2 separate regions of the Mus musculus genome follow, and region 2 is linked to region 1. The links are chromatin loops, found by intact Hi-C in ENCODE. Cell type or tissue: heart. All regions are shown on one strand.

The links. Peaks named below come from ENCODE experiments on the same cell type or tissue, not always from the same donor. Only the 100,000 strongest peaks of a DNase experiment are listed, where the experiment ranks them.
Region 2: a loop joins it to region 1, with 6 times the contacts of the local background. A loop is called at or near these places in 7 of 42 quality-filtered maps.

The regions. Positions count from the first base shown.
Region 1 is chr6:24,720,697-24,723,196 of GRCm38, reverse strand. No RefSeq gene overlaps it. Among named protein-coding and RNA genes, the nearest start is that of Hyal6, 11 kb to the left of the region's middle. In heart, CTCF peaks have their summits at 1,359 (motif pointing left) and 1,664 (motif pointing right); no DNase peak of the experiment used is centred here; H3K4me3 peaks cover 219 bases.
Region 2 is chr6:24,568,216-24,570,715 of GRCm38, reverse strand. Asb15 (ankyrin repeat and SOCS box-containing 15) reads right to left here. Exons shown (of 10, transcript NM_080847.3): 10 at 1-97. Among named protein-coding and RNA genes, the nearest start is that of Lmod2, 28 kb to the left of the region's middle. In heart, a CTCF peak has its summit at 1,551; a DNase peak (open chromatin) is centred at 215; H3K27ac peaks cover 640 bases.

The DNA of each region.
Region 1 (2,500 bases):
AGTAGAATAAGTGGAGGTCCCAAGAGCAGGGAAGAATCAAGGGTCTTGAGCGTAATGTTCTTAGCCTATTCATATTCTCATACAGTATTCTTTGCCCACATCTCAAGTTAATTTTATTTCACACTAAAGTTTATGTATAGGTTAAACTGTGTGTTCTTGCCTCAGTCATGGCCTGGTAATGGTCTTTTGACATCTAGGTCGAATGTTCCCTACTTACTGGTGGTCCAGCTAACTATTCAAAATGTGGCTATATCTCCCATGTGCTATATAGCTCCTCTGAAATATCACTAGGAATCTTGTTCTGCTGTGATGACTTTCGCCAGCAAGCTCTCCTGGTTGGTGCTCCAACAACTTGTAGATCAGTCTAAATCACTTCTGAGCAAAACCTGCTCTGGGAGGCCATATTGGCAGACTTTCCTTTCCCTGAGCAGGGCTGACTATCACAGGACTGCCCCAACTGGTATAGGATTCCAGCTAATTTGCTTCCTCCCTCATCTCAAATACTGAGTGGCAGAGTGTGAGAGTCTTTCTCCACTCTCCATGTTCTCTTCATTAGTTAAAGAATTTCAGGTGGAACCAAAAACTGTATGAGGGAAAACAACACACAGATACATCTGCTTCCCATTCTTCTCTCCTTCCTGTAATTCCTCTGAGTTCAAAAACCCTTGAGAAACCCATGAATGCCTTATAACCTCCATCTGGAAAAGAGACTTTCACTTGCACTATCATTTCATTGGCCAGAACTTGCCCTTTTATACCCATGTAATTATAAGGGGACCAGCAAGGTAAAAGACTAAAAGGAATGTCTTATTTATATCTGTCACAGAATCAAGAACATGATTCCCACACCCAGCCACCTGCCGCCTCCTAATTCCAACTTTCTTTTGCAACGTTGCTTTTAAGTACAAGATAAATATTATCCTTGGATAAAAAAAAAAAAAAAGCTCTACCTTTTGTGGTTGTAAATTAATATTGTAATATATCATTATGAATCTTTATTGGATTGAGGTCATTATCGATATATATTTTAATAAGATTTGTTATGCCACAACAAAATGCCTATTCTTATACTCCTTAGGAATAACATACAAAATAAATAGAAAGGTAAAATTTTTAAAAATCCAAGAGAGACTGAAGCTAAGCTTCTTTATGTGTTGCTACTGGCTGGCCAACTTCCACTGGCAGGTGTACAATTATAAAGCCCTATGGCACAACAGAGTCTTGGATAACAGATTCTTGCAACTTTAAATAGTACTAACAGACGGTAATTAAAACTCACTGTAAAATGTCCTTTCAAACATGGTGCTTCGGGAACTGCAGGGAGGTAGCGCCATCTGGTGGTATAATTTTAGACATTTGTTAAGATTCATATTATCATCAATAAACAATTTTTTTTCAAATTAAAAACTTTCAGAGAACTTTAGAATTGAGACTTGAGAGACAAAATCCTCTTTTCAAGAAACAGGATAAATAGAAGGTATAGAACGTTTTGACATCTGCTGATAGATAGAAAGTGAATCCCGCGTAAATCCAAACAGGCTTTGGTAATGATGGGATAATTGTAAATAGTTCTTATCAAACGGCAGAGTGCCTTGATTTTTAAGAAAGTTTACATTTAGACCGAAGTCCTTAGGTCTGTGTGATTCCTGGGTGAACCAGGAATTCTTAGGAAACGGCCAGCAGGGGGCTCTTCACACCTGAGGGATTTTGTTGTTGAGTTTGGTTTTAGGTTTTTGTTTGGGGTTCTTTAGGGGGACCCGGTGCTTGTTTCTTTGTTTGTTTGTCTGTTTGTTGGCCAATGCTAGAGAAGAGTGGCTGCAATTGTAACGAAAACAATACAAAGTCTCAGCGCTCTATTACTTTAGCAGACGTTTGTGTTGAAACTTTGAGAAATTAATCTTGAAATTGTATCTGATCACTGTTGACAATTTAAGTTAGAGTGGCTATGCTAGTTACCTAACTACCGGCCCACAGGTGCCTTTCCTCTGACTTTGTGCAATCTGTGTTCTGTCCTTATCGATTTACATACGTTAAAAATTTTGTATGGGTAGAAATCCATTTTCATGGATGGAATCGTGCATAATGGCCTCACCTGTGAACATCAATTTTAATTTAACACGATATTTTCAGACTCATCCGTGGTATAGAATGGATGTAATCTCATTCCTTTCTGTGATTAATTACTATTTACTTAGCTGGGTTCATGTCATGTATCCCAGGCTGTCCTCAAATTTCTGATCTACTTCAGACTAAGGTATGCTGTGCTTAATAAAGTTTAACCTTATCATGCCCAGTCCTAAGGACTGAATTTTTTACTAGGAAAGTAAGAGTGGATTCAAAGTCTTTATATTTAAGACTTTATTATTTCTGTGAAATATGTTCTGGCCAGTAAAAAGACAATATGGATTGCGTATAATTGCATTCCTAAAGTCATTTACAGAAGAGACACATAGGCACTTTATCCAGATTTACAATGAGAATAAAAGACAAACCCAACAAT
Region 2 (2,500 bases), 150 kb after region 1:
GGAAGCATCTGTATGGAGGCTGGCTGGCAGAGTCGCTGCAGTCCCATAACTCGGCGAATTTTTAATCGGCACAGATGCTTTAGGGAGCAAGGATTCTCTAAAATAAACGGGGAAACAAGCAGAAAGTTTAAAAGTCCTATTGGCTTCCCACGCTAGGTACAGATTGTCTCAGAGTAGCACCCTGTGTATCTCTGAAAATATGCACGTTAGCAGCTGATGACGCTGACCTCAATTCACATTTCAATTAAGTCCTCTAGCCCTTGCCTCCCCTCCGGAGCTGCGCTCCACAAGGACAGGGATTCCGTCTGCATCTGGGCCAGGAGCAAGTCTGGCTCCTGATAGGTGTCCAGTTTGTTAAATAAACAAATGGATTGGATGTTAAATAGCAAATGGCGCTACATTTCTCCTTTATTATTTTGTTTTAGAACTAAATATTATATAGATGTATTTCCTTATTTGCTCTCTTTTCTACTATTTTTTCTGATGAATAATTATCACTAATTATTAATAATTAAAACACCACTGGACAATTTCATAAATCATTCACAATTCAATCTGAGGCCTGTGTCCAGTGTCTGCAACACACTAGACACTAACAGTCACTTATCTGGTGATGGGAAGTATACTTTTCAACCTCTTACTCTTTATTAGGATTATAACACTGATGTTTTATGCCAACAAAAAGAACCCATGAAGGGGCAGCATAGAACAAGGACACAAGTAAACACTGGCTCTGGATTCAGTCAGCTGGGATTAACACCCTGCCTGTGTTACTTTGTGTGACCTTGCACAGGACCTTAACTCCTATAATTAGTATTCTTGTTTACGTAAGGTGGGTAACAATAGTGCCTACTTCATAGGATTGTCTGAAGGCTAAATAGTTCATATAAATTACTAGGAAAACCTTTGACACACTGGGCTATAACATTCAATAAATGTTGGGGGACAGGGGCAGCTCAGTAGCTAATATGTTTGCTCTTCAAGAGTTCATTAGGGAGGCAGAAACAGGAAGTTACTGGAAGCTCACTGGCCAGCTAGACTACCTAATCAGAACCTCCCCTCCAACTCCAAGGAATGACACCTGACGTTCACTTCTGGCCTACACACGTACATACACATTCACTTGACCTGCTACACTCATATGTACACAAACACAAACACAAATACAACAACAAGAAACATTAGAGACTGTTCACTTCAATGATGAAAGTGATCACCTTTTGCTACATTCGATTATAATATTTCAAACTACATTATTTTAATGTTAAAACAAAGTTATCCTTGGTGGCATGTACCTATAATCCCCACATTTGGAGGGCAAGGCAGGAAGGTCATAGGTTTGAGGTCAGCCTGGATACAGAGAGAATTTCAGACTAGCCTGGGCTGCAGAGCAAAACCCCATCTCAAAAAATAAGTTAGGCCATTTTCTACAAACATGAGGCAAAAAGATCATGATCAAAATACGTACCTTCCCACGTTCTATAAGATTGCAATTTTATTTTGTGCCTTAACAAACAAACCACCTTGCCTAGAGCTAGGAGAACCCTGACATCCAGTGGCTTACAAGGCTCACAGCAACCAGCTATCAAGCTGCTGCAGAAAAAAAACACTGAAATCACAGAAAAGCGTCCTAACTTCACTCTTGCCTGGGGTGTCTTTCAAAATCCACCACAACTAGAATTTCATTTACAGAGGTTCACGTAGATCATTACTTCTCAGTTCCTAGAAAAACTTGCGCTACTTATATAACAGCAGTTACTGCAGAGAAAGCCACTGTTATGGAGTAAGACACACAAGGCTCAACCCCTGGCTCTGGGGTTATGCCCAGAACTTTGGAGAATTAACTTATTTGTACTTTAGTGGTGTTTCAGACAAACCGTTTAAGGCTTTTGGTTTTGAAAATTTAAAACATGGGACTAACTAACTACATACACACATAGTTCCAATGCACTTGGCAGTATCAAGTAGACGACCATCTTCGCCTACATCACAGGTTATGAAATAGAGCTTCGTCAGCCACAGAAGATGGTTGCACAGCCTCCCAACCTTCATTCTTCCTTCTCCCATAAGCCACCATGGTTCTCACTTGTTCAGCAATCAGCCCTTTCGAAGTCTCATCATCTAAGTGATCTGTCCCTACATTAATTATAGGACCGACAAAAAATGTGAACTTGGCCCCCCAATGCTGGGATTACAGGCATATGCCTTTGTGTTAGTAGTCAAAGAAGGTTAATTTAAAATTTATAATCAAGTATAACAAAATGTGGTCACTTTTAACATTGAAGCGAATAGCCCCTAATGTTTCATTTTGCTGGGCTTGCGTGTGTGTGCCACATGAGTGCGGCAGTGAAGTGAGTGAGTGTGTGCATGTGCAGGTCAGCAGTCAACAACAGATGTCATGGTCTGGGGTTCTCCTTTGGCTAGAGGGTTAAAAAGTTACGGGATATTGTCTGAATATTATATGATCTTTAAGTTCTTCCTCTATTCATTTTTATCATGT